Regions from separate parts of the Homo sapiens genome. Here region 2 is linked to region 1. Evidence: read pairs that join two places in POLR2A ChIA-PET (ENCODE). Cell type or tissue: MCF 10A. All regions are shown on one strand.

Region 1 (5,000 bases):
CTCATCCAATAATAAGTTATTACTAACATATATTGAACAATTACTATACTATGTGCCAGGAAATGTGCTAACCACTGGGCACAGTGGTGTAAGCCTGTAGTCCCAGCTATTCAAAAGGCCTCCAAGGCAGGAGGGCTGCTTGAGGTCAGGAGTTCAAAGCCAGCCTGGGCAACATAGCAAGACCTTGTCTCAAAAAAAAAAAAAAATAGGATCATACCTAACATACATAATTCATCACACTCAAATGGCCATAGAGCTTTAGAGCTGGGAAATACAATTAGCGATCTTCAAATTCAGATGCCCTCATTATTGTTTACCTTCTTCTATTATGAAAAATTTCAAATATATTCAATAGTAGTCAAAGAGCATAATAAACTTCTTTTTATACTACAGTAAACCACTCAGTGTCAATAATTATCAATGTATGGCCGATCTTGTTTCATATTTACCCACACTTATTTTCTTCCATCTCATATAACTTTTTTTGCTGTATTTTTTTTAACTTTTTATTTGGAAATAATTTCAAATTTACAAATAAGTTGCAAAGATGGAAATAATAAAAAGAACACCCATTACCATTTACCCAGATTCACCTGTTAACATTTGTACTGCTTATTTGTACACGCTATCTCCCCCTGCACAAACACACACTCACACACACTTTTTTTCTGAACTATTTGAGGCTACATTATAAACATCATCATCTTTTACTCCTAAATACTTAATGTGTATTTCCCAAGAAAATGACATTCTCTTATGTACCATGGTACAGTTATCAAATTCAGTAAATGTAAACTAATTCAATCATTTTATTTTCTCTACCATTTGTATTCCAATTTTGTGACTTGACCCAATAATTTTTTTTTTCTATAGAGATGGGGTTTTGCCATGTTGCCCAGGCTGGTCTTGAACTCTTGGACTCAAGCAATCCATCCACCTTGGCCTCTCAAAGTGCTGGGATCACAGATGGGAGCCACTGTGCCCGACCCCAATAATGTTCTTGACAGTATTTCTTTTCCCTCCATTAGAGGATCCAGTTTTAGGTCAGGTATTGCATTCAATTGTCAGATTTTATTATTTTTTTATTTATTTTATTTATTTTTATTTTATTTTATTTTATTTTTGAGACAGAGTCTCACTCTGTTGCCCAGGCTGGAGTGCAGTGGCGTGATCTTGGCTCACTGCAACCTCCACCTCCCAGGTCAAGCAATTCTTCTGCCTCAGCCTCCCAAGTAGCTGGGATTACAGGTGCGTGCCACCATGCCCAGCTAATTTTTGTATTTTTTTGTAGAGACAGGGTTTCGCCATGTTGGCCAGGCTGGTCTTGAACTCCTGACTTTAGGTGGTCCACCAGCCTCGGCCTCCAAAAGTGCTAGAATTACAGGCATGAGCCACTGCACCCAGCCTGTCAGTCTCTTTTAATTAAGAAAATTTCGGCCTGGCACAGTGGCTCATGCCTGTAATCCCAGCACTTTGGGAGGCCGAGACGGGCAGATAACGAGGTCAGGAGATCAAGACCATCCTGGCTAACATGGTGAAACCCCGTCTCTACTAAAAACACAAAAAAATTAGCTGGGTGTGGTGGCGGGTGCCTGTAGTCCCAGCTACTCAGGAGGCTGAGGGAGGAGAATGGCGTGAACCCGGGAGGCGGAGGTTGCAGTGAGCCGAGATTGCACCACTGCACTCCAGCCTGGGCGACACAGTGAGACTCTGTCTCAAAAAACAAAAACAAAAACAAAAACAAAAAAAAAAAAAAAGAAAATTTCCAGAACCTTTGTCCTTTATGACATAGACTTTTTGGAAAAATAAATTCCTCTTTCTTCTTTTAAGATGTTCCTTGTGTGGAGGCTGTCTGCTGTTTCCTTATGATTAGATTCAAGATGTGCACATCTTGACAAGGTGACTCTAGTCAGTATACTGACTAGGTGATATTGTGTCCTTTTCAGGGTATCACATCTGGAGGCATATGATGGCCAGTGTCAATACTGATCACCAGTTAAGGTTGTTGCCTGATTCATCCCTGTACAATTACTGTTTTTTTCCTTCTTAGAGATAATTAACAGTCTGTGGGACAACACTTTGAGATCAAGAAATATCCTGCTTATCATCAAAATTTCCCCTAGATTCAGCATCTGTAATTAGTTACCCACTGCTATTATGCCAAATCTTAGTAGCCTAAAACAACAGATACTTATGAACTCAGACAGTTCCTATGGGTCAGGAATTTGGCAGTGGCTTGGCTGGGTGGTTCTGGCTCAGGGTCTCTAATGAGGTTGCATTTAAGCGCCAGCCAGAAGCTGCAGTCATCTGAAGGCTTGCCCAGGGCTGGAGAATCTACTTCCAAGATGATTCATTCACATGCCTGGCAAGTTAGTGCTAGAACTGAGAAGGCCTCAGTTCCTTATCACATGGAACTTTCCATAGGGCTACTTGACTGTCATCATGACATGACAGCTGGCTTCTCCTAGAGAAAGAGATCTCAGAGAGAAAGCAAGGAGAAAGCAGTGCCTCCTGTGACCTACTCTTGGAAGTCATACACTGTCATTTCCACCATATTCATTCTATTTGCCCACTTGATTCAAGGGGAAAATTAAGCATTAACTTTTTTTTTTTTTTTTGAGACACAGTCTCACTCTGTCGCCCAGAAAATAACTAGAAATTGCTTTAAAAATTATTTTGATTAGAAATTAAATATCATAAAACTTAACCTTTAAAAAAATCACAAATAGACAATTTGTAAGATACATTAAAAAGTACTATATACTTCTAAGAAAAATTTAGCTTTAAAAGCATTGATCAGAAAATAAGAGAGGTGAAAACAACAGAGCTAAGCATTTCCCTTGGGTATCAGAAGAGAGGAAACAAAAAGAAGTGAGAATAAGGACAGGAATTGGTGACAAAGAGAAACACAATAAAACCAAAGAGGACTAAAAAAAGGTATAACTTTAAAAATATTAAAACAATAGACCTCTAGAGCAAGTCTAATGAAGGAAATAAAAGATGCAAACAAAAAGCAAATGAAAAAGGGAGAAATAACTATGGACTCAACATAATTAAAATAAGAAGAGTAGGCTACACAATTTGCTAATAAATTGTAAAACCTAGGTAAAATGGATACATTTCTGGAAAATCATAAAACACCAAAACTGGCACAAAAAGAAATAGAAAACTTGAATAGAACAAAAAGCATTCAAATATCTGAAATAGAAATCAAGTATTTTCCCTCCCAAAAAGCCCTAGAATGAGATGGTTAACATGGATGAGTTATTAAACTTTTAAAAAAATCTTTTCCAAGTTGCCAGGAAGTAGGAAAAATAAAAAAAAAAAGAACACCAAAAACAAACAGACACAACAGCTCTTAATAGGAGACCAATATTAATTCCAAATCCAAATAAGGAGACGTCAACCAAAGAACAAAAGATCACTTCGCAAATACGCATATACACAAAAATTCCAGTAAGAATTTTAACTGACTAAATTCAAAAGGCATTATCCATTTGATGACATATATAAAATGGGCAAAATTCCTCTAAGGACATAAACTACCAAAGTTCACTCCAGATGAACTGGAGAGCTTCCTAATGAAATTGAATTTGTAATAAAAAACCTACCCACAAAGAAAGCTCCAGGCCGTGAGGGCTTCACTGCCAAATTCTACCAAACACTTAAGGAAGAGATAATACCAATTCTACACAAAAATCTCTCTGAAAACAGGAGACAGAACACTTGCAAATAATTTTAGGAGATGACATTACCCTGAAACCAAAACCAGACAAAATCATTACGAGAAAAGAAAACTACAACAAATATTCCTCATGAATAATAGACGAAAATCCTTAAAAATATTAGCCAACCAAATACAGCAATATAGAAAAGAAATACTACATTTGAGCAGGTGAGGTTTATCCCAGGATACAAGCTAGATCAACACTCATATATCAAAAAATGTGTCGACTTCCAAATATGGCCGAGTTAAGAAACTGGTATCTCCCATTCTCCAAAACAACTTTAAAGTTGGACAAAATTATTTAAAAAAACACTCATATAGGGTTCTAGAAATTAACCAAAAGGAAGCAACAACGTGGGAAGCATTGATTCATAAAAAACTGAGAAACTCTGGGTAAAAACAGTGGGAGTCTGTGGCATTTTTACCTAGTTTGCTCCCATCCACCTCGGCACCACCCCCATCTCCCCCATACTGTTAGTGAAATAGTTCTTTTGAAGGGGGCAGGATGGAGTATGACTAGTCATAAAAATAACCTTTACTACTGGAGCAGGCTGACCTGATTTGGGGCAGACAGCTAAAAACCTACACTCAGAGGCACTATCAGTAAAAGTAGAGAACTCAGTAGGAAATGAAAGGCTGGGTAGCCTTGCCACTCTCTTCCTTTAACCAATGTCAAAATTAAGAATTTATGAGCCAATGCCCTTGATCAAAGTTACGTATTTCTAAAAATACTAAAGTTACAACTAAGTTATTTCTAATTTGCAAATAACATAGCTTATAGCATTTTTTGGCCCTGGCATAATTTTAGGCTATGACAGAAAATGACAATAATCGCTTTAACCTGAATTAATACCTTAACTGGTTCATGTTCCCCAGTGAATAAAACAGATTCCATAAATGCAGGACTAGGGTTATTTCACTTGTCTTCCTGCTCGCACTCTGCATACTGGCTGACTCACCCACCTTTCAGCTCTCATCCTCAGAGCTGACTTCCAGGATCCTTCCCTGATGCTCCTCCTGTGTATTCCTGCAGCACTCTGTACTTCATTTTTTATCATAGCCTTTATTACACTGTATTATAACTGCTAAGAATTGTTTCTATTTTCCGAATTTTCCGCTAGACCATACCTTAATCAGTTTTCTATCTCTAGGATACTTTCTACTATCAGACACACAGGACGTACTGAATGAATGAATGAATGAATACATTTTCAACTATAGTTTTAAAGTTTTAAAAATCTTTCCACAGATTGTAGACCACCCATTTAATGGT
Region 2 (5,000 bases), 490 kb after region 1:
TCAAGTTACTGCAAAAAAGGGGCTATAGGATTTTTAATCAGAGATTTTAGCAACAATAAGCTTTTATCACTGGTTTGCAGACAAGCAATCACCTGAGAAGAGCAGAATGCTTCTCCTCCCTGTGCTGAGCGGCACCTGCCATCTAAGACTGGCCAGGCCTTCCTTATTTCCATCCAGGGACTGAACCCAGAGGAGACCCAGAATGCTGAGCACGCAAGTCTCCAGATGGGACAGGCAGCAAGATGGGAAGGAAATTCTGAAGGCGAGGTGTTTGTGCACTCAAAGAGCAACTCTCAGGCTCCTAAAGCAATTTGTACCTCCTCCCAAAAGAGTAATATGCAAATATTTTTAGCTCAGGTCTGTCCCTTGACCCTTTAAACCTTTAGGGAAGTATTTTTTTTTTTTTTGAGACAGGGTCTTGTCGTGTTGCCTAGGCTGGTCTCAAACCCCTGGCCTCAAGCAATCCTCCCACCTCAGCCTCCTGAGTAGCTGGGACTACAGTTGTGTACCATGGCACCATGACACCTGGCTCTCTTATTTTAATACTTCAGAATGGCTGCAACATAGAGAAACACTTAATGATTTAATGTTTTCTTCATTCGGACTCTCGTCTTATGCATAGTTTAAGGGACCCTTTAGAAGACAATGAATATTGGAAAAGGGAGTCAAGAATAGACAAAGGGAAAAGTGAAAAAATTTTCATTTGGCCAGGCGTGGTGGCTCGCGCCTGTAATCCCAGCACTTTGGGAGGCTGAGGCGGGCAGATCACTTGAGGTCAGGAATTCGAGACTAGCTTGGCCAACATGGTGAAACCCCGTCTCTACTAAAAATACAAAAATTAGCTGGGCGTGGTGGCGGGTGCCTGTAATCCCAGCTACTCAGGAGGCTGAGGCAGAAGAATTGCTTGAACCTGGGAGGCAGAAGTTGCAGTGAGCTGAGATCGCACCATTGCACTCCAGCCTGGGAGACAGAGTGAGACTCTGTCTTAAAAAAAAAAAAAAAAATTCATTCTCCCCTTCTATAAGATGTGGGAGAAAGCAACTTGATGGACAATGGATGAGAAATACTACTAATCCCAGATCTGTTCCCTCAAGATTAAATAGTAAACAACTGTGTATTAACAGGATTAGCTTTGTAAGTGTGGTACAGTGTTTTCCCAAAGTAGGTGCTTAAAATATTTCTAACAAAAAGCTGTGGCATGACATAGGCCTAATGGAGCAAAAACAATGGAAATCTGCACAACTTGTGAAGATGATAGTTTATCTGTAGCCATTCATTAGAAACATTAATGCTATACCTTATGCATAGAGACTAGAAGGAGCTTGACAGTAAAGTCTATAAATCCAAAAATCCAATAAATGAATCCTTTTGAGCCACAAGCATTATACAAAAAATATATGGCCAATCGAATTGAGATCCAAATTCTCAAAAAAAAGTAACTGTTCTTGCCAAGATGAAAATGAGTGTGATGCAATTGCACATTTGGAAATATAATATTATCAGCAATGGCATTCCCAAAGTCCATTTTACAAGTGGTTTCACAAGTTTAAAGAAGGGTGGTTCATGTTGTTTCCCGGGGCTGAACAATTCATTAATGTAGTATACTCAAAAATATATTTCTGAAAGTAGTATTTAACTACTAAATACAGATTAGAAAACTGAAGTATGTTCACGCACAGTTTAGGTTCTACAGTGTGACAGTTAAGAGGTATGCATTTATCTTTGCAGTCACTGTCACCCAAGCTGGAGTGCAGTGGCGTGATCACAGCTCACTGCAGCCTTGAACTCCTGGGTTCAAGCAATCCTCCTGTCTTGGCCTCCCAAAGTACTGGGATTGTATACATGATCCACCGTGTCCAGCTGCAGTTAATTCTCAAGATAAAAAAAAGTTGATTGAGATGCATTATTTTGTGCCATCTGAAAAGCCTTACTTAGTCATTCAGACTGTACTAACTTTCTCTGAGTAGGAAGAAGACCAGTTATGTCTGAGACACGCTGTCTTCTCAAGTGTGTACAGAGTAAGAAATCTTTTGTTAAGTGTTTCAAATTACTCTTTCTGTTGACTGTTGAGATGGGTTTTCTTTGAGAAGAGTCCCTAATGCAAGTGTACTCCATTCCACACAATTGTTCCTGCAGCTGCATCCAAGGGGCTGCGTGGCAGAGGTGAAACTGCCACATACACCCAGAAGGTCCACTCTGTTATGCCTGGCAGCCCAGGAGCTATTAAGTGACAGAGAGTGTTGGAGCAGGTGGAAGCCTCGGATGCCCTCAGGGGCCTGGCAGGCAGGGTCACCGAGGGAAAACTGTGGTGGAGACTCAGGAGACTCCATCACATCAGGGATGAAAAGATTTGAATTCAATTTATAAAAGAGCACTGTGGGGCTTCCCATTTAACATGGCCAACTGACCAACATGCTTATCTATCTCCTTCCCCAGATGCTTTAAAAATGACAGTGAAAAAATAAAAAGGCCATAAAGATATCCCAAAAGGAGGCAACATCAGAGGAAGTTTTCAACAAATTTGGGAAAGTGGAAATAGCAATGGATTTCCTGGGGTGGAAGAAGTAACACTTTTCAGAAGATGAGGCTTCCTTCCTATAGCCAGGAGGCTGCCTGCCCAACACTTGAAGGAGGCTGCAGGGTTAGCCTCTCCAATTCAGCAACACTGGCAGCCAGGCAGAGATCCCTGGCCCCCAGGCAGAGGACTCAAGACCCTTCTCTAGAGGAACTTAGGAGCCCCAGAAAAAAATCTCCAACTACTGACATTTGGAAGTCTCTTGATAAAAAGGGTACCCTGCAGCATGAGCGCCCTATCATGAAGCTATCTGATCAACAAACAACACCTTCTCTCTTTTTTCTCTCCCACACACAGCTGCCCTTGACAAGAGCTGTATAGCGCCTACTCTTAAATGAGTTGAGGCCAGAGCAGCGGCTCATGCCTGTAATCCCAGCACTTTGGGAGGCTTAAGTGAGAGGATTCCTTGAAGCCAGGAGTTCGCGACCAGCCTGGGCAACATAGTAAGATTCCATCTCTAAAAAAAAAAGTGTAAAAAAACTAGCTAGGTGTCATGGTGTGCACCTGCAGTCCCAGCTACTCTGTAGGCTGATTCAGGGGGGATCACTTGAGCCCAGGAAGTCGAGGCTGTAGTGAGTTATAATCGTGCCACTGTGCTCCAGCCTGGGTGACAGAACGAGAGCTTGTCTCTAAAAAACACAAAACAAAACAAAATATGGTTGAGATTCAAGAATACCCAGATATTAGAGAAAAAAAAATTACTAAATGTAAGACAGCAATCAAAATAAAAAGCAAACAAGAAATAGAGGCAATGTAGGGAACAAAAGACAACAAAAAAGAAAAACGAGTGAGTATCCTCATAGATGAGTGAAGATATTTCACTTATGAAACAAGAACAGGATAATATAAAAAACAACTTGCAGAATGAGAAAAAGCTTTTTGATTTAGAAATATAACAAATATGTTTAGTAGAGAAAAAGATACATCTACAAAGTACAATGAAAATACAAAGACAGAAGAGATAGAGCAACAGAAAATCAACAGAAGGAAAAAACAAAATTGGGGAGAGGAAATAAGACATAAATTTATATATGTAGTTAATGCATTCATGACATGTCAAGAAAAAAAGAGTCAACTGCACAAACTGGGGAACAACACACACTGGGGCCCACTTGAGGGTGGAGGGCAGGCGGAGGGTGAGCATCAGAAAAAATAACTCTTGGGTACTAGGCTTTGTACCTGGGTGATGAAATAATCTGTACAACAAATCCCCATGACATGAGTTTACCTGTATAACAAACCTACACAGGTACCCCTAAACCTAAAATAAAAGTTAAAAAAAAAAAAGTCAATTGGAAAAGACTAACATTATCATGAAACTTCAGGATGGCAGCAATAAAGAATAGTTTCTTAACGTTTAAGGGTGAGGTGAACTTGAACAGGTAACTTATAAAAGAAAGGGACTCAGAATGGCATCAAACTCCTTAGCAGTTTTGGAAGCTAGAAGATAGTGATGTACTATCGCCAAAACTGAGTGAAAATTGTTGTTACTATTTTCCTCCTGCCTCAGCCTCTGGAGTAGCTGGGACTACAGGTCCATATCATTGTGCCTGGCTAATTTTTAAATTTTTTGTAGAGACAGGGTCTCACATTGTTGCCCAGGCTGGTCTTGAACTCTTGGCTTCAAATGATTCTCCTGCCTTGGCCTCCCAAAGTGTTGGGATTACAGGTGTGAGCCAGCATGCCCAGCCCCAAAATGATTTTTGACCTGTAATTTTATACCTAGTCAAATTATGTACCAAGTTTTAGGATAGAATAAAGACATCTTCAGATATGCAAGGTGTCAAAAACTTTACCTCCAATGCACTCTTTCATAGGAAGTTGCAGAATTGGCTTTGGTAAAATGTGAGAGTAAACTTATAAAGAGGAAGACATGGAATCCAGGAATGAGATGCAAGATAGGAGAGTGGGAAAGGATGCCCTAGGACCACTGCTGGACCAGGTCTAAAAAGTAACCAGTGTACTGAAGGACAACAGATTGAAGAGTCTAGGTAAAAAATGAACTGACTACCTGATATGTAGTTATGTGTGGAAAAAGTACTATTGGGGCTCAGAAAATGATACCCCAAAGTATGGTGCTTTGGCATGCTGAGTACTTTGAACTAAATGAGATTAGAGAAGGCCTCAGAAGACAGTTGCTCTCTGACCTTCTCTTGCCCTCCTGTCTCCTGCCCTTCTTTCTTCCCCAAAGCAGTCAGAGAGGCCAGAATTCCTCTTTTCCACAAGTGGGCCATAAAAACTAGAACAAGTCTCCCACAAAGCAAGCCAGAAGCCCTACAAATAACTTTAATTTTTTTTTTAAAGAAGATAAAATCTCAGTGGAACTTTTAAAAAAATATTTAAAATAATAATAATAAACTCCTACAAATATTACCCTAACATTTCCTTGCCTTTCTGTGTCAGAGGTGGCCATAAAAACATGAGC

The links. ChIA-PET counts read pairs that join two places held together with the same protein. Peaks named below come from ENCODE experiments on the same cell type or tissue, not always from the same donor. Only the 100,000 strongest peaks of a DNase experiment are listed, where the experiment ranks them.
Region 2: POLR2A ChIA-PET joins it to region 1 with 5 read pairs; 2 of 35 experiments call an interaction of 5 or more read pairs at or near these places.

The regions. Positions count from the first base shown.
Region 1 is chr7:32,614,497-32,619,496 of GRCh38, forward strand. It overlaps the pseudogene DPY19L1P1. Among named protein-coding and RNA genes, the nearest start is that of MIR550A2, 120 kb to the right of the region's middle. In MCF 10A, no CTCF peak of the experiment used is centred here; a DNase peak (open chromatin) is centred at 2,345.
Region 2 is chr7:33,100,615-33,105,614 of GRCh38, forward strand. All of the region lies in intron 1 of RP9 (RP9 pre-mRNA splicing factor), which reads right to left. Among named protein-coding and RNA genes, the nearest start is that of RP9, 6.3 kb to the right of the region's middle. In MCF 10A, no CTCF peak of the experiment used is centred here; no DNase peak of the experiment used is centred here.